Linked DNA regions of Homo sapiens: all the other regions are linked to region 1. The links are chromatin contacts, found by Hi-C in ENCODE. All regions are on one chromosome and are shown on one strand. The core of a region is the stretch at or near the end of the contact, and the rest is flanking DNA. Distances in the headings are between cores, read along the strand shown.

Evidence for each region. Hi-C counts contacts between places; a loop is a spot of excess contacts on that map. Pooled maps may share reads with other maps.
Region 2: a loop to region 1 is called in a map of B cell, with 13 times the contacts of the local background. The contact joins the promoter of POLG-DT here to the promoter of PDE8A in region 1. A Hi-C loop is called at or near these places in 3 of 168 maps with a recorded cell type or tissue (B cell, CD8-positive, alpha-beta T cell and naive thymus-derived CD4-positive, alpha-beta T cell) and 9 of 50 pooled maps.
Region 3: a loop to region 1 is called in a map with no recorded cell type, with 6 times the contacts of the local background. The contact joins the enhancer-like site here to the promoter of PDE8A in region 1. A Hi-C loop is called at or near these places in 1 of 168 maps with a recorded cell type or tissue (CD4-positive, alpha-beta memory T cell), 1 of 37 single-sample maps with no recorded cell type and 5 of 50 pooled maps.
Region 4: a loop to region 1 is called in a map with no recorded cell type, with 5 times the contacts of the local background. The contact joins the enhancer-like site here to the promoter of PDE8A in region 1. A Hi-C loop is called at or near these places in 1 of 168 maps with a recorded cell type or tissue (CD4-positive, alpha-beta memory T cell), 1 of 37 single-sample maps with no recorded cell type and 5 of 50 pooled maps.

What each region holds. Positions count from the first base shown.
Region 1 is chr15:84,980,606-84,987,029 of GRCh38, forward strand. PDE8A (phosphodiesterase 8A) reads left to right here and starts at 1,251. Exons shown (of 22, transcript NM_002605.3): 1 at 1,251-1,743. The coding sequence starts at 1,558. RefSeq lists silencers at 313-362, 683-1,172 and an enhancer at 900-1,432.
Region 2 is chr15:89,330,763-89,337,186 of GRCh38, forward strand. POLG-DT (POLG divergent transcript) reads left to right here and starts at 3,725. Exons shown (of 2, transcript NR_186332.1): 1 at 3,725-4,092; 2 at 4,425-5,399. POLG (DNA polymerase gamma, catalytic subunit) reads right to left here and starts at 4,062. Exons shown (of 23, transcript NM_002693.3): 1 at 3,911-4,062; 2 at 2,334-3,151. The coding sequence starts at 2,992. It overlaps POLGARF (POLG alternative reading frame), which reads right to left and starts at 3,047. Exons shown (of 2, transcript NM_001430120.1): 1 at 2,334-3,047. The coding sequence starts at 3,047. TRR-TCG1-1 (tRNA-Arg (anticodon TCG) 1-1) reads left to right here and starts at 4,311; the gene lies at 4,311-4,383. RefSeq lists enhancers at 3,330-3,831, 4,701-4,800, 4,811-4,880, 5,221-5,270 and silencers at 3,521-4,120, 6,078-6,247.
Region 3 is chr15:81,284,247-81,290,670 of GRCh38, forward strand. IL16 (interleukin 16) reads left to right here. Exons shown (of 19, transcript NM_172217.5): 10 at 1,452-1,584; 11 at 6,207-6,294. Among named protein-coding and RNA genes, the nearest start is that of STARD5, 37 kb to the right of the region's middle. RefSeq lists an enhancer at 2,532-2,611. Within about 2 kb of position 2,630, at least 6 of the 41 ENCODE cell types and tissues checked have a DNase peak (open chromatin) inside an H3K27ac peak, as active enhancers do.
Region 4 is chr15:81,301,559-81,307,982 of GRCh38, forward strand. It overlaps IL16 (interleukin 16), which reads left to right. Exons shown (of 19, transcript NM_172217.5): 16 at 1,991-2,092; 17 at 4,350-4,608; 18 at 4,862-4,987. Among named protein-coding and RNA genes, the nearest start is that of STARD5, 19 kb to the right of the region's middle. RefSeq lists enhancers at 248-337, 1,679-2,878, 2,263-2,793. Within about 2 kb of position 2,858, at least 12 of the 41 ENCODE cell types and tissues checked have a DNase peak (open chromatin) inside an H3K27ac peak, as active enhancers do.

The DNA.
Region 1 (6,424 bases), core at 1-2,500:
CAGCCCGCTACAGGATACGTGATGGACGCCCAGAGACACCGCCCTCCAGCTGGTGGGGGAGGAGCCCCAGCCACCAAGAAGTTAAGTGACTGGCCCAGTTCACACAGCAAGCTAGTGGCTGTGTGCGTGTCCGGGGTCCTCATGGGCCCCAGGCCTGCAATGCGTACGCCCCTTCCCCTGGCTCTGCCTTTGGGGTCTCGGACGCCCGACTAGCACTTTGGTTAAAATGAGAGGAGGACGGGCGCCTGCAGCCTGCCCGGTGCTGTAGCTTTGCGGCCGCCCCGGCGCCTGTGTAATCCGAGGCGTGGCGCGCCAGGTTTTGGCCTGCGAGGGAGCGCACGTGGGCTGCGGCTTCTCGCGGACGCCCAGGCCCCACCCACCCGGGACCCGGCGCGCGGCGCCCCAGTTTGACTTTCACTACCCCCAAAGGAGGTCTTTCCACCGGCCTCTTTTCTGGGTAACAGCTCCAGGGCTCACACTTGGTGACCCCACCGAGGTCAAGTAGCCGCTAAGTTACGGAGCCGGAATTCGAATTTGGCGGTCGGGCTTCTGGTGGCCTCGGGACGGAGGTGGCTGTGTGTCCCTGGGCAAGTCTCTTTCCTTCTCTGGGTAGCCCAGTCGGGCGCCCCGCCTGTCGTCGCCGCGCATGCTCAGTTGCGGGCGGCGTCCGGAGGAGGTGGCGGGCGCCCCAGCTGCTTTGCATTGACGCCAGCACCCGCTGGAGGTCACCGCTGGGGGCTCGGCGCGGCACGCTGCCGGCAAAACCCGGCCCGGATCACGGAGCCGGAGCCGGAGCCGTACCGCCAGCAACTCCTGGGTGCGCGCAGCCGTTTCTGCGCTTCTCGACGGTGCGGCCCCAGGCCCCGCTGGAGCCGAGCTGCTCCCCTCCCTACCCTGGCGGACGTGGCCCGGCCGCTCCGAGGGGTTTCCCTCGGACCCCGCGCCTAAACCCCGGCCAGCGGGAGCGTCTAAGGCTAGCCTTGTACCCCACCGGCACTCGGCCTGGGGGGGCTTTTCCGCGAGGCGGCGGCCCAGCGGGCGGAGCGGCGTGGGTGTCCACATCTAGGCGGAGTCTGGAGCCGGGGAGGCGGCGGCGGCGGCGGCGGGAGCGGGGCCGGGCGCGGCCGGGAGCTCGCCTCCCCCGGGGGTCGTGCCGCAGCTCGGCGAGGGCAGCGTGGCTCGCGCGGCGTGGACTCAGCCGCTCCTGGGTAAGGAGAGCGCAAATCTCCTCCCCCTATTTCCCCGGAAGCGCGGCCGAGGCGAGCCCGGCGATGTGAGAGGCGGCCGTCGGCTCCTGCCTCAGGAAGGGCATGTTCGGAGGGGCGGCCTCGGCACGCCACCCGCCTAAGCGCCCCCTTCCCACCGCAGCCGCCGCCGCCGCAGCGCCCGCACCGCGATAAAAGGGGCGGCCGCGTTTCCTGACGCGAGATCCGCGCTCGCCGCCGCCCGCCCAGGCGGCGATGACACGGCGCCCGCGGCGGCCCGGAGGCGCCGGGTGGGCCGTTTGCTGACCGGATCGCGGCTACCCGCCAGCGTGTCCGCGGCGCCGCCGCCAGCATGGGCTGTGCCCCGAGCATCCACATTTCCGAGCGCCTGGTGGCCGAGGACGCGCCTAGCCCCGCGGCACCGCCGCTGTCGTCCGGCGGGCCGCGCCTCCCGCAGGGCCAGAAGACGGCCGCCTTGCCCCGGACCCGCGGCGCCGGCCTCTTGGAGTCGGAGCTTCGCGACGGCAGCGGCAAGAAGGTAAGGGGCGCCGGGCACTCTGGGGCCGCCGCGAAACTCGGGCCCGGCCAGTAAGCAACTTTCCCGCAGGGGCCGGGCGGGGTCCCCCCCACCCGGCCTCGGTGCCCTCTTGTCCCGCTTTGGATGGTTCTGATTGACGCCAGTCTCCCGCCTTGCCGGGGCAGCGTTCAGAGAAGGACCGACCCAGGTCCCGCGACCCTGATTTCCTAGGGTTGCGATTAGGACGCCGCCTGTGTCGCGGCGTCGGTTTTTTGGACACATCCGACTCCCGGAGCGGCGGGGCCCGATGTGAAGTTGACTGAGGCGCTTGCATCAATTTCCTCTCCAAGAGCGGGTGTTTGAGGGAAACCCCCAGGATATTCTGGCGCGCCCCTGCAATGTTAAATCAGTGTGAACTTTGTTCTTTTCCTGTGGTAGAAAGGGAAGGGCGACTGGCCTCACCACTCTTTTCCCTCTGTCAGCTTTGCACATGCAGTTGCAGGTTACCATTTTCTTCGGGACTGCTAGAATGTAATCTGGAACATCAGCTTTGCTTCATTGCACATGTATTTGAGGTCCACGTTTATTAGCATACATACTGTATTTAAAGCATATGTAATTAGAAAATACTGTGAAACGCGATTTTTGAAGCATTCAGCAGAACAAAGTTAATCTTTTATTAAGCCGACTTACTGGGACATTTTGTGACTGGGGTTTTTTGTTTTTTTACATTGCGTGTCTTCTCCAGCGCATGTTGCCTTGGCTTATGTTTTGTCAAAGTTTCTGGGCTTAGTCTTTGTTGAGGTTTTCTAAAGGAAAGTTAAAAAGGAAAAAGAAAAACGTGATCATTAAGGCACACAGCAGCAGCTTTCCAGTTCTCTCATTTCAGAATTTAAAGCTGGAACTCATGCGTTGGTTTATGTTTTGTTAAACCAGTAAAAGACAACAACAACAAAATTCGTGCATGGCTGCAGATTGTTGGCTGTCATCCCTCTCATCACGACCAGTTTTTGAAAGAGTAATTTGCAAAATTTGTTTGATTTTTCCTTGCTTGCTGAGAACTGCTGAACCTCCGAAGTTTGAGGGATATAGTTTGATGTACTTTCTGTCTTACATTTCTAGCAGTCGTCATGATACTTTTTCTGTACGAAAGGGGAAAGTCTTTTTCAGTGTTGCATAACAGTTGATTTCCCCACCATTCCCATACCCTAAGTGAAAATTCAACTTTGTTCTGATTATCAGAAATTGAATTCCTTCTCCTATAGATTCTTTAAAGAAACCTCTGATGGTTTAGGCTTACTAACTCAAGGTGCTCTTAATATCAGTGTTAAGCTGTGTGTTAAGCCTACTTGGCTTTAAAAAAGTGTTACACAGGTGCATATGGAAACTTTAACAGCTTTCAAGTTTTCAGTCCAAATCTAACATTTTGCAGACTAATGTGATAATTTCAGATTACCAAAGTAGCCCTTTTATAGTGAGGGGCCTTTGTGTCTTACAGGCTTTTTTTGTGGTGGATTGGGTGTCCTAAAATTCACCTAGGTGTCTTGTAAGCCTCCCCAGTGCAGCAGCAGCTTGCTCTTGTGCTATCGCAGTGCCGTTAGGTCCCTGAGTTTTTAAGTACTTACTTCAACCATTCTTCTGTATTGGCAGACCATTGTCTTGTGTTGGGGGCTCAGAAAATACTTTCATCCTTAAAGTGCCTAACCCAGTGGCATACACATAGTAGGTACTAAATAAATGTTTACTGATTTCTTAAAAAATTGTTAACTGATTGATGAAACTTTTTCAGTCATTGGAATTTGATTTCATAAAGCCTCCTATGTAGACTTCAAAATAATAGTATTTCCAGAGCAGGAGTCAAATTATAAATTATAACACCACAACCACAGAAATAATAGCCCCATACTTGTTATTCATGAACTGTACATGTTGATATCTCATTTACAGTTATTTGCATTTAGGCATGTCAGATAGTAGAGCAGAGGTAAATGTCAGCATTTTTTCTAGTCTAATATTTTTTCTTTGAAAATGAATCTTTTTAAATTTTAAGATATTAACTATGCTCTGGAAATTCATGTTAGAGAAGGCAAACTGCTAGCAATTTAGCAAAATTAAATCATAAAATTAGTTTCTTTGTATTATCTCAAGATGCAATTTAATTCATTACAAAATTTCTTATTAAAACTGTAAGTCAGCATATCTTTAAGTGAATTTCAACAAGAAATTCATTGGGGGATGCTTTTATAGTCCTACAGCATTTAGTAAATACCAGTTTATCAGTGTGGGTGGGAGATTGATAACTAATTGCATTTTTAGGTTAAGCAGTATGTACTTTGCGTTAAAGTGTATCCTGCATGTGTTCTATGGAACAATATGTGGACTGTTAGTATTGTATGAGAAAAGAGTTCCGTGGTCTGGTAAGTTTTTGGGAAATACAGGTTGAATATCCCTAATCAGAAAATGAGAAATGTTCCAAAGTCTGTTTTGAGTGCTGACATGATGCTCAAAGGAAGTGCTCAATGGAGCATTTCAGAGTTTGGATTTTCAGATTAGGGATGCTGAACTGGTAAATATAATGCAGATATTCCAAAAGCCAAAAAAAAAAAATCCAAAACACTTCTGGTCTCAAGCATTTGGGATAAGAGATATGCGGCCTATACTGGCTCAGACTAAGTTCAACAGAGTTCTTTTATGTAGGGCTTGTCAGAGAACCTAATTTCTGAAAGTAATCTGTGAGTCTCCAAGTGGTTTTTAGAGTGTGCATCATTTCCTAAACTAGTTGATTGTGGAGCCCTTTTCTTGAGGTGTATGTCAGGCAGGCCACATGTTAAGACCTGATTCTTTATGTGAGATACCAATATTCAAAGTACAAGAAATATAATTAACAGTAAAACTCAACGAATGTAATTTGCTTCTTAATGATTCCAAAGGTACTTTAGATCTTGCAATATATTAGGCTGGGTTGTCTGTATGAACTTATTTAAGTATTACTAAAAATACCCTCTGTCTGTTTATTCCTTTCGGGAGTTTAAGTTTATGTGGTTACAGATAATGAATGCTGTGTTCAGTTTGAACACTTAGAGTTTTGTTTATTTTTAATCAGTGTGAGTGAGCCTTAACTGTAACATTTTAATATTTTCTTGCCAGTCTTTGGATTTACCCCATTTCCACTTTCCCTAGCCAGGACTTGAGTTGCCCTTGAAAGATTTGCATGTAGTGTTAGAGACCCTATGCTCACCCCCTATCTTCCTTTTTGCAAACACCCACTGCACTGCTAATGATTGATGCTCCCCACACCCCAACTAATCAACTCTGTGAGATGGCAGTCATGTTTGTTTTGTTCACTGCTGTATCCCCCAGGCCTGATGCACAGTAGGCCTTCCGTAAACGTATGTTGAATTAGAGAATTTTGTGAACCAGGCTGTCAAGTTGAAAATCCACCCAGGCCAGGTAAGTAGAAATAGAAGCCAGTTTTAACCAGAGTAGAGGCTGTAAAGTTTGGATTTGGTTTTGTGGAAATCTCTGGTTATTGCTCTTCAGAGCACTGTACCCAGGGAATAATATATTTCTACCCTGTTGAGCAGAGTAGATTTCCCTGTAAAGAAAGATTAAAGAGGCTGGGCGCGGTGGCTCATGTCTATAGTCCCAGCACTTTGGGAGGCCAAGGCAGAAGGATTGCTAGAGCCCAGGAGTTTGAGACCAGCCTGGACAACATCTCAAGACTCTGTCTCTACCAAAAAATAAAAAAAATTAGCTGGGCATGGCACCGCACACCTTTAGTCCCAGATACTTGGGAGGCTGAGGTGGGAGGATCACCTGAGGTAAGAAGTTCAAGGTTGCTGTGAGCCGAGAGTGCGTCCCTGCACTCCAGCCTGGGCAACAGACAGAAACCCTATCTCAAAAATAAATAATAAATAAAAGATGTAAGGATTAGTGCAGCTAAGGTGATAGATAATAGTACAGCTGCAAGCCAACCTCTAATCGAGTGTTACTGCTGTCAGCACTCACTTAAAATCTCAGACATTCTCTAGTTGGTCCATTTCTGTTTCCCTTTGCTTCTGTCATTCACTTCCTTCAACCTCTTTTCTCTTACTTTGCATCACCTCCCGTCCCACTTCCATCTTCCTCCTTGCTTTTTTCTGCTAGCCCACCTTCCTGCACAAAACTGGCCACTCTTGCCATCTTAGTCAACTAAAGTTTAGTGGTTTCCAAATGTTACTTAAGTAACATTTGGAATGGAATAAAATTTATTGCCTGCTCCTAGTTTACAAAGTGGATTAGTCAAAACTTTTTTTTTTTTTTTAAGACAGCGTCTTGCTTTGTTACCCAGGCTGGAGTGCAGTGGCACAACCATGGCTCACTCAGCCTTGACCTCCTGGGCTCAAGTGATCCCCCCACCTCAGCCTCCCAAGTAACTGGGACTACAGGTGCGCACCATGCATGGCCAGTTTTTTAAACTTTTTTTTTGTCGAGACGAGATCTTGCTGTGCTGCCCAGGCTAGGCTCAAACTCCTGGGCTCCTGTGATTCCCCCAGCCTCAGCCTACCAAAGTGCTGGGATTACAGGTGTGGGTTACTGTGCCCAACTGATTACTCAAAATTTTACATTTGGCTAAACTAAAGCAATTTTCTCTTTGTGTGTGACCTGACTGATTTTTTTCCTCCAGTAGGGGTCTTTGACCCTTGCTAGATTATATGGAATT
Region 2 (6,424 bases), core at 2,475-4,974, 4.4 Mb after region 1:
CACATGTACAGGATGAATCATCTCACGGCTGAAAAGATTCTGGGGGACAAAGAGCAAATCACACACCTTGGAGAAGCAACCACCCTCAGTGAGAACCAGGGAAAGTGCCAGAATGAGAAAATGTATGTGTATGTGACAGGGTTGGGGTGGGAGGGATAGGGGATGAGTGCTGCCTGTTGGGGGCCCGACACTGATTCAGGAAAAGGCTGCAGTTTGCTCAAGATCCACAAGGCTAGGTGTAGGGGAATGGCCACTGAGGAAATGCCTGTTGCAAGCCACAGATTATTCTAAACAATCAAGGCCCACTCAGCATCAAAGTGAGTGACGAGGCCACGTGTGGACAACACAGCTGCGAAGGAGCTCCTTGCAACCTTTATGGAAGGGAAAAAGGGAGTATCTGCCTCAACAGATTCAACACACATAAAACTAACTTCTTTCAAAGAGAAAGCAAAAAGAGGTTCCTAGTTTTAAACCTGACAAAATCGAACTCATACTCCAAATGGTGAAAATAAGCCAAGGGACTGAAAGAAATCCCCACCCCCCCACATTTTAATTCAGCATGTCAAAGCCCTTAAAACAACGCAGACAAAAAGGCTAAAGAATGCCAAATCTTTGAGGCCATGGTGGTAACAGGAACTTTGGTTACAGTAAAAAGCCACACTGGTGTCAAGATGCAGCTCTGCAGCTGTGCATGAAGCCATATTATAAACTAGTGATTAAAAAGAAACAAGCCAAATTTAAGATGAGTAGGGATCCATGCCATTAATACTAGTTTTACTGTGAATCTTAGAAAAATGCTGATGGCCAGAGAGACGTCCCTCTAGCCTGATGGCCGAAGCCCTTACCAACACCCTTTGGGAAGAAGCTGCCCTGTGGGAGGCTCATAGCTGACTACCGCTTCTCCTCCCATTGTAAATTGTGGGCTGGTCAGGTACCTAATGTTACTCAGCTAAGGGGCAGGGGCATGCCCAGGTTCAAAGTGGACCGCTATTAGGGCACCATGTGGCACCCACCCCCACCCACCAGTCAGACTCCCAGGAGGAAGGTCCCAGCATGAGCCCAGGCCTTAACAGTGACTTCTGCCATCAGGTCAACTAAGCAATGCCCCGAGTACCACTGGCAAGAATGGAATGAGAATGAGGGCAGAGCAGGGAAGGACAGGGAGGGAAAGGAGAGGTAAAAAGAGAGAAAGAAGGAGAAAGAGAAAAGAAAAGGGGACTTGAGGTAATTTGGCCTAAAATGACCGACAGATCAAAAAACAAATCTTTCTTGTCACTGGTTTCCTAATTTTCTTTCAGCCACCAAAGCCTACTTTATCTTTTCAAATGATGGCCGATATTCCCCTTTACTTTGACCATCAAGTTACATATTCTAAGTAGTGTGATTCTCATTGTAACTGGAACTCAATCAATGCAGAATCATCTAGTTTTGCTCTTTTCAGCCATTAATGCCTACCTTATCTATTTAGCCATGTTTTCACCATTTTCAACTGCATATTTAACATTTCGCAGCTTTCTTTACAAAGATGTAGCTTCCAATAGGAATAAAGAAACTGCCAACTTTTTTGCTGGCCATGCCTGAAAGCATTAAGGTTGTAAATAGTATTTTAATCCTGGAATGAAGAATAAAAAAAGGGGAGAAACAGTACTGCCATCATTGTTTGAAAAAGAAACTTGGGTAGCACTTAGAAAGTTATTTAAAAAGAAAAGAGAGATTGGATATACTTGTTTGGGACCAAAATGCCTGCTTGGAAGGCTGGGGGAAGGAAGCAATGTTTCTCAACTAGGGGTGGTCAACCAGATGCCACCTCAAGGGGGCGTCTGGAAACGTTGCCGGCGGGGGCAGGGGGGCGGGGGGGTGTTGGTCTGGCGTTTATGGGAAAGGCTGGGGATGCTAAATGTCCTATACTGCCTGGGACAGTCCCACAAAAGGGAGCTTTCTACCGCCCAAAATAATTAATAGCTCCCCAAATAGAAACACTGTTCAAATGACTTTTCAGACTAACTTCTCATGACGCTATTAGGAGAGGGGGTAAAGGCACCAAATCACCGTGATCTTAAGTGGCCTCCCGAAGGTCTCATGTACAGCGCTCTACTGTGATTCTCTGCGTGGCCTTTACTGCCTGACATTTACTTGGGTATTTGCTTACTGCCTGTGATCTTCCCACCAGAAAGTGAGTCCCACATAAACAGGGGTCTAGTCCTAATTCAACACATCAGCGCTCCCTACGTGAGCACCCAGCCCGTAACAGGACCTCAGAAAATGTTCACTGAAACAAACTATTAAGCTGGGCCCCCATGCCTGCTTATGTCCCCAACCCTGCCCCTACTTACCAGGCCGAGGGGGATATGGCCACCGCCAATGTGGGGCAAGTTCCCTCTGCCAAGCAGACCTCCACGTCGAACACCAGGGCCCGCTCCTCGGGGATGGCCACGGGTACGGCCTCCCCCTCGGGGCCGTACCGGGTCCAGCCCTCCGCCCAGGCCCAAGCCGGGGGCTTCGGGGGCAGCTGGGCCTGCAACAGCAAGTTGGCCGCCTCCAGGTAGGGCAGGCTCTGCTTCTGGGCCAGGAGGCGGAAGTGCTGGTCCAGGTTGTCCCCGTAGAGGGGCGGCAGGCGCAGCTCCACGTCGGGCAAGGGCACGGCTGGCTGCCCCCAGAGCCCGTGCTTCTGCAGGTGCTCGACGCTGCGGCGCACCGCGGCCTCGCCAGGCATCTCCCCTCCTTGCCCGAAGATTTGCTCGTGCAGCCCTCTCGAGAGCATCTGGATGTCCAATGGGTTGTGCCGCAGCTGCCCGCCCTCCGAGGATAGCACTTGCGGCTGCTGAGGCTGCTGTTGCTGCTGCTGCTGCTGCTGCTGCTGCTGCTGCCGCCGCCGCTGCCCGTCGCTGGGGTCGGACGCGGGGACGGAGCTGGAGACCCAGCGCCCCGGAGCTGGAACCGGCCCTGGCCCGACGGTGGCGCCGGCCACCTTCCTCCAGAGCAGGCGGCTCATGGTTGGTGCAGGGACCCCCACGCTGGGAGTCAGAACACCTGGCTTTGGGCTCCAGCTTGGCTTCTTTTACTGGCTGGAAGACGTGGAGAGAGACACGTCCTGTCTCTGCTCTCCTGTCAGTGAAATGGGTTTGACCATGCCTGCCTTCCACCCCAAATCCTAAAGGAGACAGATGATATAAAGCGTTATTTTACCATATATGTAATAGGTGTATCCATAATCATCATTCCTTGAGCATTTACTGCGTCCCCAACACTGTGCCAGGCGCTTCAGTTGCATTTTCCGTTAAGCCTCAAAACTTGGGAAACGTCAATACCCCTCCTGGGGGAACCGGGGTCCACGCAACTTCGTCAGTGAACCCACGTGGGGAAGCCGAGGGCAGCGAGTAAGAGAGCAGTATCTGGAGTAGGGCGACGCGGTTTTGAACCCCGCTTCTGGCTCTCTCGAGCTGTGTGACCTTGGGCAAAGCTCCTTAGGCCCTGATATCCTATTCTGTAAAATGGGATTACGGATTCTGCCTGTCACACCGGGCTGCTGTCTGGGGGACACAGGGCGCCTATGTCGTGCGGCCCTGCTCTTGGCAAGCGCTCGGCAAATGGTGGCTGCCATTACCGCGACCGGCGCGGGCCTAGCGTCGAGAGGTGCCAGCGCCCGGATTCGAACCCGCAGGGTGGGCCGCCGTCCCCCGGGACCCACACCCACACCCGGACCACGGCCCACCCGGCCGAGAGCGTCCTGCAGGAGGAGTCGGCGGCCACCCCCGTGCGCCCCGCCGCCCGCCTGCGCCCGGCAGAGGCGCCGCGGTGCGCCCTGGGACTAGCCGCCGCCCTGCTCCGGGCCTCGCTCCCTGACTGGAGAGGGAGGGGCCGCGCCGTCGCTCAGCGACCCGGCCTCCCCGCCGCCGACCCCGCCGGAAACCTCGGTCCTCACGGTGCTTCCCGGTCTGCTGCTCCCCCGACCCCAGGCCCACGGCACGGCGTCCCCCTTCGCGCGGCCTACGCAGCCTCGGGGTAGCGTGTGGCCTCCACCCGGCCGGTCCGCTTCGCTGGCAGCCGCAACTTCCCGTCTGCACCCAGCTAGGTCCCGCGGCTACCCGAGAGGCAAGCGGGAGACTCCCAGCGCGACCAATAGGAGGGCCGCCAATGGAGCGGTCCGCCCGCGGGGGGAGAAGGGGGACTTCTGGGTGGGCTCTCCCTGCGGAACGCGCGAACCAAAGGCCAACCTCCCCTTCTCAAGGAGCAGGTGGATTGGTCCCGAGCTAGCTGGTGGGCGGAGGTGACGTTTTTATAAGTTGCTCAAGAGACGGTAACAACCGACGGGCCGCGTGGCCTAATGGATAAGGCGTCTGACTTCGGATCAGAAGATTGCAGGTTCGAGTCCTGCCGCGGTCGAAGGGAGGTTATGATTAACTTTTAGTTTATTCCTCCCTCAGGAACGAAGTATTGGGACAATGTGAACGTAGTCGCCGCCGATTCCCACCGCACTTCAAAGATGTGGGAACGCCAAGATCCGCGGAAGTAACCACGCCCAGCAAGTCCCTGCGAGATTGCCCGCCTACGTGTCTCAGCGGAGGCACATTTCTAAAATGTACCAGGTCTCTCGCACCCCGACGCAGGTGGAGGAAAGTGGAGAGGGAGGGGCATCCTGTACAGAAATCTCAATTTATACTCAATTGATGGTTGGCAAGAGTTGGGGCTCGCAGCCAAAGCGAGGCTCCCTCCCTCGCCCATCCGGTGCTGCCTCCTCGTCCAGAGCAATTCTGAGGGGTAAAAATGTTGCCTTCCGTTGAACCTGAATTTGCCCGCAGATGCTAGCCTCCGGCCCACAGCGCGGCTGGAGCTTGTCCCCTTCCCCAGCTGTTTCCAGTCTCCGCATCCGTCTTGTGTTGCTCCAGGTGCTTCAACAGCTCTCAGCGCTCGGTGGTTGGTGAACTGTGGTAAAGTGCACGCAGAATAAGGTCTACGTGATTAAGCACCGCCTGGGGGTTGGGGTCTGGAGGCCCAGCTGCACAGATGAAAGGGAGGCTCAGAGACGTTTGGGACCAACCGAGATCACACAGCTGATTAGGAATAAAATTCAGGTCAAGCTGAAAGTCGGCCGCCACCGTCCAGCGTGGATCCCAGGACACCGTGAACGGACTACAGAAGTTGACTTTCGCGTTTTTAAGGAGTGGGGTGCAGGGAAACAATCCTCCGCCGGCCCTGCGGGCTGATGCCGACCCTCACCTGCTCCCGCCACGTGGAGAGGTAGAGAGAAGCCCCGGGCCAAGCAGCATTGAGCCCTGGTCCCTTCTATTTAAATATGAAATATTTTGCATACACTTTTCTAGATGTACTTAATATACACAATGTTTTAATGTTTGTGATTTTTTTGTTTTGCCAAAAAAATACAATCAATCAGAAATTCATCTGTTTTTTTTTTTTTTTTCACATAACTGTTGACTTTTACAAAATACTGGAAGGAGAGGCTCTCAGCTTAAATCAGGGAGTCCCTGAATGGGGAAAACATTTTCATCTTGTTTCTTCTAACCGCCTACTGATACTTGGCATTTCCTCCAATTATGAGCATAGGCTGTCAGCCACAGTGGTATTAACAGTGCCTGTGACTTTGTCCCCTCCAGCAACCACAGATATTTTCATAACGCATTACAAGTGCTGCACATTTTTCAAAATTTGTTTGCACTTATCTGTACTTCAAAATAACAGGGGTTACTAGACTGCCACTAGATCCTGTTAGTTAATAAGTTTACCTATTTGTCCTAATATTTGAATACCTTTGGTGTCCTTTGTAATCCTTCATGTTTTATGTGCTTAAAAACACTATTCTTCCATATAACCAAAAACTGCCTGTACCCCTATTGAAATAAAAATTAATAAAACATATTTCACAGAAAAAAATTAAAAACAGAAACACTACTCTAGGCCAGGTTCAGTGGCTCACGCCTGTAATCCCAGCACTTTGGGAGGCTGAGGTGGATGGATTGCCTGAGCTCAGGAGTTGAAGACCAGTCTGGCCAACATGGCGAAACCCCATCTCTACCAAAAAAATACAAAACTTAGCCCGGCATGGTGGTGCACGCCTGTAATCCCAGCTACTTGGGAGGTTGAGGGAGGAGAACCTCTTGAACCCGGGGGGCAGAGTCTGCAGTGAGCCGAGATTGCACCATGGCACTCCAGTCTGGGCAGCAGAGTGAGACTCCATCTCCCCACTCCCCACCAAAACAACAACAACAACAAAAAAAAGAAAAAAAAGAAAGAAAGAAACACACTATTCTAAGAAGGTGTCTATGACACAAAAAAGCTAAGAACCCCTGGCCCAACTGTCCACAGGGGCTGCTGTTGCTGGGCCTGATTGGCCTCTCCTGAGATTCAGTCTCAGGAGATGTCCATCAAGATGCCTGCTCCTCCCATAGACTACTTGAGACTAGCCTAG
Region 3 (6,424 bases), core at 1,380-3,879, 3.7 Mb before region 1:
ACTGGTTTTGGGTTTTCCTAAATCAGGAGAGTTTTGCCATCCTTTTAAAGGGTTTCCTACAATTGCAGTGTATGGAAAAGCCATCCCTGCTTATGATGCTGTCTCTCTGGAGCTTCTGAATTAGAAAGGGATTTGCTGTTATCTGCGGGAGGGTGGCAGGTGATTTGCTGAGCTGCTCTGCTGGTTTGTGGCACATACTGCAGGTTCCATGTGGTTGTCTTGGTCCTAGTACCCTCGGACAGAGAGTACCTCCTTCTTAGATCTGCAGTGGAGTAGGGATTGTTCTGGAAGCTTCTGCTTTCCTTAGCATCTGGTGCTATACAACCATGGCCTTCAGTTACAGCAGTAAAAAGGAAGCAAGGGTGAAGGAGGATGAACTCAGCAGAAGGAAGTCACAGAACACAGCAGGGGACACAGGGAAATCAGCCTCAGGAGGCTAGAGTTCCAATCCTGGACCTGCTGATGACCAACTAGGCCAGGGGTCTGCAAACTGGGGCCTATCACTGTTTTGGTTTTGTTGTTGTTGTTGTTTTAATAAAATTATATTGGAACAAAGCCATGCTCATTTGTTTATGCCTCGTCTATGGCCACAGCTGTCATGCTATTAATATAACAGCAGAGTTGAATAGTTTCGATAAAGACAGTATGGCAAAGCATGCAACACCAAAAATATTTACTCTCTGGCCCTTTGCAGAAAAAGTTTGTCAATTCCTGAGCAGACCTAGATCAGGGAAATCTATTCAACCTCTGCAACTCAATTTCCCTATCTAGGTCGGGAAGGGGACTGGATTATACAAATCTTCCATGTATCTATGTGACCCCGTGTTTCCTACCTTTTTTTTTTTTAAGGTTTAGGTTGCTATTAACTCCCTTCCCACCTCACAACTAGAATGAATGCCATCACCTTTTCTCCTTATTTCTTTTTGCAAGAATCTCAACTGCTCTCCTGTTGAGTTATTTTTTCTCTGCCTTTTAGCACATGTAGGATGTTAGGTCCGATATTCAACATCCTGTGTGTGCTATGTTAGATCCAATCCTTCCTTCTAACTAGTCTACTTATGGGAACACAGAGGCCCAAGGAGAGGATGTGGTGGATTAAATCCTGGTTAATTGTTATTTAGTTGAATTGGCTAACCCACACCCTCAGTCTTTAATGGGCATAGTTAAATGTGAAAAGAAGGAGGAAAGTTACAGATGAACTTTTGTTAATGTTGACCCACTGTAAATAGGAAATGTCTGCTGCTTTGTGGTTGTACGGTAAGGGGGTATGGGATATGCTACTTTGGTCTGCCCTGTTCTGAGTTTTGGTCTGGTGGCTAGTGGGGTCTACTTATTCATGTGATTTTTATATCTCATCAAACAGCCCAGCCAGGAGTGGGCCCCTGGGGCAGTGACTGTTCAAATGTCTCATTGATTCACTTACTGATGGCTTCTTATTGATGCTTGCACAGGTGTGGGGACGAGATTGTGGAAATCAGTGATTCCCCTGTGCACTGCCTGACGCTCAATGAAGTCTACACGATCCTGAGTCACTGTGATCCCGGTCCAGTCCCCATCATTGTTAGCCGACATCCAGACCCACAGGTAACACCCACTGGGTTATCCTCTTCTTCTCAGGCTCACTCGTTCAGTACCAAAATTGGAACAAGAAATAGATGAAAACAGAGATGTTGCTGGCTGGGTTTGTACCTGAATTCCCAAGAATCCCTTCCAAGTTTCTGTAGTAAGAATTGTCTGCAGCAGAGGTCCACTAACAAACTCCTAGATATCAGAGGCAATTGACATTAACTTAGGGAAGCTCTTACAGCTGAGTTATAAGCTCTGGGGCAGGAAAGTAGAGACCCAGGGTCCCAGCTAGTAGACCAAGAAATTTATTCATTTATGCGTCTAGTAGGTACCCACTGTGGGAATGTCTGGAGGTAGGTACTGAAGATACAGAGGCAAGTTCATAGCACACAGTCCTGCCCTGCAGAAGCTCACAGTATCAATAAAGAGCCTGACATACAAATAATTGCAAAACAGAGATGGTAAGTCCTATGAGAATACAGGAATATAGCAGGGAATGGTTGATAAAGTAAAAAAATACCAGAGGTTAGTTTTCTCCAGGCAGAGAATATAAGGAAGATCATTCCAGGAGGTGGGAACACAAAATTCAATGTCACAGAGTCAAAAAGGGACCTGACATGGAAGGAGAGGAGTGGGTTCTGTGGGGCTGGAATGTAGGGTACTAGGTAAGAGTGACTGAGAACAGATGTTGGCAGGGCATTGGGGTTACACTGCAGAGGGCTTTCAACAGGATACTAAAGAGTTTGCATTTTATTCTACATAGTGAGGAGCTATGGGAGGTCTGTAGCTGTAGAAGGAGCATGTTCATATTTTAATTTTTAAACCTTTGATTGCACTGTAGAAGACAGGATAGAGTGGGTGGAGTGTGGGGTTTGTAAGAGGAAGGAAGCTGATGGTGAGAGCCTGAACTACACAGCAGCCATGAGAAGAGAAAAGAGAAGGGGCAATGTATTAGTCTGTTCTCCCGCTGTTGATAGACACATACCTGAGACTGGGTAGTTTATAAAGAAAAAGAGATTTAATAGACTTACAGTTCCATGTGGCTGGGGAGGCCTCACAATCACAGCAGAAGGTGAAAGGCATGTCTTACATGATGGCAGACAAGAGAGAATAAGAGCCAAGTGAAAGGGGAAACCCCTTATAAAATCGTCAGATCTTGTGAGACTTATTCACTATCATGAGAACAGAATGGGGGAAACTGCCCCTATGACTCAATTATCTCCCACCAGGTCCCTCCCACAACATGTGGGAATTATGGGAGCTAAAACTCAAGATAAGATTTGGGTAGGGACACAGACAAACCATATCAGGCAACATGAGGCAATGCTTGGGAAGACTCAACAAGAGCTGCTGGGCAAGTGGCTCTGGGGTAAGAGAGGGAGGAACCGAAGATATCTCGAATATTTTTAGATTGGAAGACTGAGCAATGGTCTTCCACCAGAAGAGAGAAGAGGAAAAGGTAGCAGGCTTGGGAGGGAGAGAAGAGCATGATCTTACTGTGGGACATAGTGAGGTGGAGGTACCACGGGGTGTCCAGGTAAAGATGCCCAGTAGGCAAGTTAGACTTAGGGCTGATAGCAACTATAACAGGAACCCAGGCTGGAGCTAGACTTGGGGGTTGAATCCCTGCTGTTGGTGAGAGCTCTGGGGAACCTGGAATAATCACCACAAAGAATTATTTAATCTTAATATGCACCAGGCATGTTTTTCAAAGATGTGACCCACACAACTGCATTTAGTTGTTGTGCAGCCTCCTGAAATCAGTGTGATATTTCCCCCCCAACTCACAGATGAGGAAACTGAGGCTTAGAAAGGACAAATAAGTTTCCCAATGGTGAAGCTACTAAGTAAAGAAGCTAAGATTTAAATCCAGCAAAGCCTGTGCTTTGAACTCACTGACTCCCAAACTCCCAGTGACACTTGGACAGAGTGGAGTAATGAGGGAAATCAATATATAATGGTGTGGTGGAATTCAAACCCAGCCCCATTCTGTGGATTGCACACTGGAGCTAAACACAATCAGAGACAAGCAAACTTCTTAATTAAGGCAAACAAATAATTGGCCTAAATCTCTGGACAATACAAGAAAAGAAAGAGGTCCCAATTAATTTGTCATTTCCTCCTGCTGCTTTTAGGACTACGGCAGAAAATCAGTGGAGTAGGGCGTCAGGTTGTGGGCAAATGCTGTAGCCCTGGGCTTAAGGAATGTGCATTCTCCCAGAGACATGGGACACACACAGAGAGGCCACAGAGGTGAGGGCCTTGAGAGTGAGGGAGCTGGAGTTCCAGCTGCTCAGATAAGGGAGCCAGGCCAGAAAGGACAGGTAAGGTTTAGAGCAGCAGAAAGACGAAGACACCCTAGGCCGTGGAGATCCAGGGGCACAGGCATAGGGCAGAGAGAAGAGAGCCAGGCCCAGCAGCAGAATGCCTGGCATGTGTCCAGTCTGCTGCTTGCTTATGGTTAATTTGGGCAACTCATCTAACCTCCAAGAGCCTCTGGTTCCTCAACTCTGACATAGGGGAGTGGTCTTTACCTTACAGGACTGTTGTGGATGGTAACTCTCCTCTAGTAAGAGTTTACCATCTGCCAGGCATTGTGCCGCAGACTTTAAATGATTTATTTATTGTTGTTTATTGTGGTAAAATACACATAACATAAAATTTACCATCTTAACCATTTTTTAAGTGTACAGTTCAGTGGCATTAAGGACATTCTCATTGTTGTGCAACCATTGCCACCATCCGTCTCCAGAACTCTTTCCATCTTTCAGAATTTAAACTCTACCAGTTAAACAAGTCCCTATGTTCTCCTACCAGCAAATCCTGGGAACCACCATTTTACTTTCTGTCTCTGTGATTTTGACTACTCTACGTTCATCGAAGTGGAATCATATAAAATGGGTCCTTTTGTGTCTGCCTTATTTGACTTCGCGTAATGTCCTCAAGGTTCATTTATGTTGTAGCACGGGCCAGAATTTCCTTCCTTTTTAAGGTCGAATAATCTTCTAGTATGTGTATGTGTGTGTGTGTGTGTGTGCGTGTGTGTGTATCACATGCTGTTTATCATCTGTTTTTGGGTACTTGGGTTGTTTCCACCTTTTGACTATTGTGAATAATGCTACAATGAACGTGGAGTACAGATTCCTCTGAGATACTGACTTCCCTTCTTTTAGGGTATATACCCAGAAGTGGAATTGCTGGGTCATATGGTAATTCTATTTTTAAGTTTTTGAGGAGCCTTCAAACTATTTTCCACAGTGGCTACACCATTTTACATTCTTATCAACAGAGCCCAAGGGTCCCGATTTCTCCATATCCTTGCCAATACTTTGTTATTTTCTTTTCTTTTTTTGAGACTGAGTCTCACTCTGTCACCCAGGCTCGAGCGCAGTGGCACGATCTTGGCTCACTGCACTGGGTTCAAGTGATTCTCCCACCTCAGCCTCCCTAGTAGCAGGGATTATAGGTGTGTACCACTGCACAGGCTAATTTTTGTATTTTTAGTAGCGATGGGCTTTCACCATGTTGGTCAGCCTGGTCTCGAACTCCTGACCTCAAGTGATCTGCCTGCCTCAGCCTCCCAGAGTGCTGGGATTAGAAGCATGAGCTACCATGCCCAGCCTCTTTTCTTTTTGTTTATAGTAGCCATCCTAATGTCCTAATGTGTGTGAGGTGGTAACTCAGTGTGGTTGTGATTTGCATTTACCTAATCATTAGTGATGTTGAGCATTTTTTCATTTGCTTTTTGGCTGTTTGTATATCTTCTTTGAAGAAATGTCTATTCAGGTTCTGTGCCCAGTTTTTAATCAGGTTGTTTTGTTGTTGTTGTTGTTGCTGAGTTGTAGGAGTTCTTTATATAATCTGCAACTCAACTATTTATCTGAAATATGATTTGCGAATATTTTCTCCAATTCTATGAGTTGCCTTTTCAATCTGTTGATGATGTCCTTTTGATGCACAGAAGTTTTTGATTTTCACATAGTCCAATTTATCTATTTTTTTGTTTCCTGTACTTTTGATGTCAAATAATTTATTTTTAAAAAACCTGTCCTCATTTTGAAGTGGGTTTTATTATTGTTATTATTTTACAGAAGGAAGAAATGGAGGCTCAGGAGGTTAAGTAACTTGTCTAGGTGTTCACACCTAGACAGTAGAGGAACCGGGACTAGAACACAAGCCTTTTTGACTCTAGGACTCATACTCTTAACTATTACTCCAAAGTGATAATAAACTGTGAGTCACAGCTCAGACAGTATAATAGTGATTGTGATTATTACGATATTGTTGATAATGATGATGTCATGACAGCATTGCCAAGAACGGACTAGCTCATAGAGATAACCTATGAAGTGGTAACTTTGCCTAGAATTTTCCAGCAAGTAGTGGGGAGAAGGTTGGAGAGTTGAGGGGGCCTCCTTGGGAACCCCTGCATTGATAGACTTTGGACTTTATCTAGAAGATACTGAGGAACCATTGATTCCCGGGGTATTTCTGGAAATGGAATTCATCAGCTATTTGCAGAGTGGGTTGAAATAAAATAATTTAGAATCCAGTGGCCCAGCTTTGGAGCTGGTACGGGGCTGGGAGCCTGATGCAGGAGCTTCTACTGTTTGTTTGAGGAGATGACTGATATTTTCTAGGTCTCTGAACAGCAACTCAAAGAAGCTGTGGCCCAGGCTGTGGAAAACACCAAGTTTGGAAAGGAGAGGCATCAGTGGAGTCTGGAAGGTAAGACAAATGGTGAACTTTGATGTAAAATATCTTTGCCTTCTTAGAAAGCTTAGGATTTATCCATTAACTCATCCTCTATCCAAGGAATAGTAACAGCATTTACCATAGACCAGCATAGTATGTAGAC
Region 4 (6,424 bases), core at 1,608-4,107, 3.7 Mb before region 1:
GCTGTGTGGCCACCTTAGTTGGGCCAGAGGGGAAGTAGCTTGAGTAGCCTGCTCACATCAGACCCAGGTTGCGTCCTGTGATGGTGGGACACTGTAGCACTTGACCACAGTAAGACCTTCCATTTGAAGAGAGCCTTTTAGCTTGTGAACCACTTTCAGTAGATTGACTTCTTGCATCTTCTTTTGTCATTTTATAAATGAGAAAGGTAAGGCTCAATCAAGGTTACAGAACCTGGGTTTTCTGTCTCCAAGTTCAAGTTCAGTGCTGTTTCCACATTCCATGTGCTGCTGTCCTGGCATGTGTCTGTTGTGGGATGCTGTCCATTGTAAACAATGTGGGTTACAAGAGCTCTCACCTGGAGCTTTCATTATTTCCACTGTGCATGGAGAGGTGGCTGATCCCAGGGCTCACAAGTCCCCCACGCTTCAGTCAAGTCATTCTGAAAGTCTCACTTCCCATATGTTTTCTGAGCATGACCCAAAGGGGTGTGGGGAGGAAGTGGCCAGGCTGAGCTGGGGCCAGCAGTCAAATGAGCTCAGGCTCATGGGTCCTGCACCCTCTAGGTGCTGCCCCAGGCCTCCGTAGGCTTTTGGCACTAGAATGATCCAGGCTAGGATGAGAGGATAAGGAGGTTCTCGTTTTCCATACAAGGAGGCCTCATAGCTGCAATTTCCACATCAAGAGTGTAGGTGAGTCTGATGAGCCCAAGGTGCTGCTGTGCTGAGATTCTTTCGCTGTGGCTTTCACTTGTCACCTGGGACCATCATCCCCCAGGATCTTACTCAGTGCAAATGAAATAACAGAGGCAGAGCGTGTAAAACACAAAGAGCCATCCTGCCTGAGCTGCTCTGGGGAGAGTATTTGCTTTCTAACATGAGAAGAGCCTTCTACAAGGCAAGTAACCTGATACTTGGGTAAAAGTTGAGAGAGTTGGGCTAGTGTTGGGGCTTGGAGGTGAGGGTGCAGTGAGGTACATTCATCCTTCCATGCCTTTGGGTCTTAGGGGCTCCAAGTCTTAGGATCATAGGGACAGCTGCAAGTCAGGTGCTCTAGTGACGCTGAGCAAGTGAATTCTTTGACATAAGTTTACTCCTTAGTGCCAAGGTACAAACAGGTGCCCCAAGAACCTGTAGGTGTACTTTATTTGGTCTGCATGGTGATGAAAAAAATATTGAATTCTATACATGATAAAACCTGAATTGAAACCTGGACTTTAGGGAAGTGATCTGGTAGCGCTAGTTCTGTATGCCTACGTAGAGCTGACCCTTTGAGCAGATGTACTCGTTGGCGCTCTGCAGTTCCTATCACACATCTGCCCATTTGGCTCATTTTAGGGACCTGCCTGACTCCTATAGGCATCTGAGTTTGAGACCCCTGCTCTAGACTGGAATAGGAGTCTCTGACTGTGTCCTGGCTCCATGGGAGTCCCCGTCTAGGCTAGGAAGTACCGTAGTAATGTGTGTGTGTGTGTGTGTGTGTGTGTGTCACACTTGCACACTGTGCATTGGGGCAGGATGTTAGCTGGGCTTCCTTAGTGCTGCTGCTGTGACCCATGGAGAAGTAGAAGGGAAGAAGGAGCAACCAATTCCTGCAGAACAGCACTGACCCCTGTTTTGTTTTTTGTTGTTTTTTTTTTTTGTTTTGTTTTACCTGAAGTCCTACAACCTGACTTCATCTCACACTGTCCAATATGCTGATTTCTGGCTGACTTCATGGCACTCCCCCTGCCCGGCTGTGGACAGGGTGAATGAGAGAGGAAAATAATTATGCTTGCTGCTTTACATACATTTTTTTTTTCTTCTAAGCTTCCCATGACTCCTGAAGGTCCATTCTTTACAGATGAGGAAACTGAGGTTTGAGGAGGTGATGTAACTTGGAGGCTGGCCAAGCTGGGGTTTGAGATAACAAATCAGTCTGATGTCAGTCCGATGTTAAATTGTTCATCCTCTTGCAGTAAAATGTTTTTGAATGTATGTATTTCCTCTGCAGCAATTAGACGGCATCCATGTCACCATCTTACACAAGGAGGAAGGTGCTGGTCTTGGGTTCAGCTTGGCAGGAGGAGCAGATCTAGAAAACAAGGTGATTACGGTGAGTGGCCAAGTGAAGGGGCATGTCACAGCCAGAGGCAATGGTTCTGGGGGAGGGGGACACACTTGCCAGGAAGGGGCCCTGTGCTGGGGAAATGAAGAATGCATGACACTAGGCCACTGGGCAGGTCCTGTCCACTCAGCACATCCCAGAGCCTGGGGCTGCGTGGAGAGGGTAGCAGGCCTGGCCATGGGCATCTTTTCCTGTGGGTCCCACTATTCTGGCTCATCCAATCTGATCAGCATTGGCTGCTGCCTTCAGGTCACCTGTACCTGACCCAGATGGTTTCTGGTTCTGCCAGTTTTGTGGAGCCATGCTGCGGCTGCTCGCTCTCTAAAGCCGAGTGCATTGCTGTCATCCCAGGGCTGTGTTGTCTCAGGGTATCCTTTGTGTAGGCTGTGCTGGGCTCATTTGAATTTCCATGCCCAACTGAAAACAAATCCTCCAGTTCACAGCATCAGCCAGCATTCAACATACCACACCCCCTTGCAGTGGCAATCTGGCATGTTCCTGCGTGTCACTTCAGAGTCAATCATGTCAGTGGTGACTTCCTTGATTTCCTGATAAGTTTTCTATCACATAAAAAACACTTAAAACCTGTAAGTCTCTATTTCTCTCACTGAGTGCAGCTGAGTATTACAAAAAGATTCCTGACCGTGTAGTTTACTTTCTACTTGAAGAGGAGGAAAGAGAGCTTGCCTGTGGGAATGGCACTTTGGGTATTTTTCTCTGTCCATGAGTAGCAACTTCTGTCCACGTCATCTGGCCAGTCACCCTTGAGACACTGCAGACAACAGGAAACTAGGAGGAAGGCGCACATGTTGGCTGAGCACATGCACAAAAGCTTCTTTCTCCTTCTGTGTTTGAGCATTTCTCTTCCTTTCCAGATGATTAAAAGGGAACTAACGTAGAGCACCATCCACGGCCATGCTGAGCACTCACTGACCTGTTGTCTAAATTCATCCTACCCACACTTTGGATTGATAAATTGGTGGCATTTATGCTTCTTTTATAGAGGAGGAACCTGAGGTTCCTCCTTTAATTAACTTTAATCTTCGTTGGCCTAAAAATCCTCTAGCATTGAGGAACCTGAGGCTCAGAGGAGAGGTTCTGCTTCATGCTTGGATGTTACAGCCTGGGGATTCTAACCATGTAACAGAATTTTTCTAACACCAAAACAATTTAGAGAAGCAAAGAGCTTTGCTCCTATCATAAAAGCAAAACTACAGGTACCACATTTTAGTGGTTTCCATGCATGCTATCACTCAGTCCTCTTAATTATAATGGACCTCATTAAAGAGGCTGAGGCAGAGACATGAGATATTTTTGTGTGTTTGTTTATCCCACATATCTTGCAGAAAGGGGACCAAGAGGTGACTGGAGGTAAAGAGTCAGAATTTCTAGGGGAGGAGCTATAAAAATGTCTAGACTGCCTAGGAGAGTGTTTCTCAAAATGCATTCTGCCAAATGAGACCGAGAATTTCTCTATGAGAAAAGAATTCTTTGTTGAAACACTTTGGGAATCCCCATAATACCCTGCCAATACTTAGAAATCTGCCATGCAGATTTGCATTGTAGACCCTCTAAATGCCTTTTGCTTAGAAATCTGCTGCCATGCAAATTTGCATTGTAGACCCTCTAATGCCTTTTGCTTTTTAAAAGTAGACAATGTCAGAGCTTTTGTTTCACCCAGTATTCCTCAAGTTTCTTTGATTTTAAAAAATTTTTCTTGGCCGGGTGTGGTGGCTCATACCTGTAATTCCAACACTGTGCGGGGCCAAGGTGAGAGGATTGCTTGAGCCCAGGAGTTTGAGACCATCCTGGGCAACACTGGGAGACCCTGTCTCTATTTTTTAAAAAATAATAGGAAAAGCCTTTTTCTTACACAATACCCGTTAATATGCCATAGAATCAGTGCCTTGAGAAAACTACTCTGGGGACTTCTGACCTAGGGCAGGTGAAGCAAAAGATTTTATATGGAATCCCAACTAGAATCGTGGTGGTACACTATAGGACGTTGTGTTGGGATGGATTCTGAGGGCTTACCTGGTCATTACTGCTGGTGATCTCTGCTCTGGATGGAGAAGGAGGGAATGCTGGCCTCTGTGCCAGCAGCTCCAATCTAGGACACAATTATCTTTAATCTTTGTTGGCCTAAAAATCCTCTAGCATTGACTAACCGGTTCAATCCTCCTCCAGCAAGTATGTGGACTGGACTTGTGTGATTTCTGGTCCTGACTTCCTTTGGTTTGCTCAGGTTCACAGAGTGTTTCCAAATGGGCTGGCCTCCCAGGAAGGGACTATTCAGAAGGGCAATGAGGTTCTTTCCATCAACGGCAAGTCTCTCAAGGGGACCACGCACCATGATGCCTTGGCCATCCTCCGCCAAGCTCGAGAGCCCAGGCAAGCTGTGATTGTCACAAGGAAGCTGACTCCAGAGGCCATGCCCGACCTCAACTCCTCCACTGACTCTGCAGCCTCAGCCTCTGCAGCCAGTGATGTTTCTGTAGAATCTAGTAAGTTCTCCCAACTCAGTGGAAGCCACATGGGCCACATCCTCTTTGGCCATTTGGGGCCAGACCTGATGGGGCTACTCAGTAATTTGTGACCCCAAGAATGTGTGGCTGCCTAGTACACTGCCTGAGACGTGTTTACATGTGCCTGTGTGCAAACACGGGGGCTGTATCACCCCGGGCTCACTTGAAGCCCAGGGCATCTGTGGCCTGGGAGAGGAGAGGATCCCTAACAGAGACCTTGTGTTTTTCTCAGCAGCAGAGGCCACAGTCTGCACGGTGACACTGGAGAAGATGTCGGCAGGGCTGGGCTTCAGCCTGGAAGGAGGGAAGGGCTCCCTACACGGAGACAAGCCTCTCACCATTAACAGGATTTTCAAAGGTGTGGGGTGTGTCTGGTTCTTTGCGTGCTCTCCAGTTGTGGGCATGTGGCCAGGCCCCCAAAAGGCTTCTGGGCACTTTCTGGGCTATGTTGTTTCCCACAACTCCATGTCCTCTTCATAGGCATGCTGGTCCTTTTAGGGCTCAATTCTGCTTTTTCTACTTTTTCTCCTTTGCTCAGACATCCCCTCAATCCCCCCTCTGTTTTGATGGGTCTTCAAAAATACCTAAGTCCTGGGCTTGGTTCGGGTTGGCAGGGCCAGGACTCTAGAGTGGGGCAGTGAGGCACTGGCCTGTGGGGCAGAATTTTAAAGGGGTGCCAAAACACTCAGTAACTCAGATCGATACTATTTTAATGCAGCGTGTTTTTTAAAATTAATTTTAAAAAAACATGTTGGACAAAATATCCAAGTTTAAATCAAGACAGAGTCTGACTTTGTACTGCACACTTGGCCTCATTTGCCTTACCCTAGTCCTGGACACGTCAGCTCCTGCCTTTATTTAAAATGTTGATAGATATTTTGTTCATCAGGGATTGGAGTACAAACCAGTCTGATATGGGGGTCACTTGGATTTCCCTGTGAAAATCATGAATGACTGTGGCTACCATGTAAAACCATCCCTGATTCTTTGGTGTTCCTCAAATTGGAGGTCTCCAAGCCACAGAGCAAGGGGTTGTAGAGAGAGGAGTACTGGACAGGGAGGCAGGTGGGCCAGGTTCTAGTCCCAGCTCTGCCTGTAATGTGCTGAGTGACCCTTCCCTTCTGGGCCTGAGGCTCTTCATCCATAAAAGGAGGTAAAGAGGTACAGGTGTGTGTCTGAGGGCTCTTAGGACTGAGACCCAAAGGGACTCTTAGCTCTGTCCCTCACCCACTATGAGCTCCTGCTGCTGACTGGTTTCGTTAGAGGAAGTTCTGCTGCGGCTGCAGAAACCCAGAAGGTAGAGTGAGGCTTACATGGCATTCCCCCCAGAATCCATGTTAACCCCAATTCTGGGAAAGATATTTCTAATTTTTGAAGGTCAATTTGGAAGGAGCATTGGGTTCAATGTCAAGAGGACTAGATTCCAGTGTTAGTTCTGCCACATGACCTTGGTAGCATGATCTTGGACAAGTCACTTCACCACCATGGGCCCATTTGCTTAAATGTTTAGGATGAGACTGCCAGCTGCAGGGTGATGTTGGAAGGAGAGATGCAGATTCTGGAGCCAGAAAGTCTGGGTTCCAGCCCAGGGCCCACCACTAGCAGCTATGAAGCTCTGGGCCAGTTACTTGAGTTCTTGGTTTCCTCAGCTGTTAAAAGGAAACACAAATAATACACCCCTCATAGGATTACTGTCATAAATGCAAAACATTAGCACAACGCCTGTTAAAATAATTGCCCAATACACTTTAGCTATATTTTCATTACTATCATTAGTATTATCTTCTACTCTTAT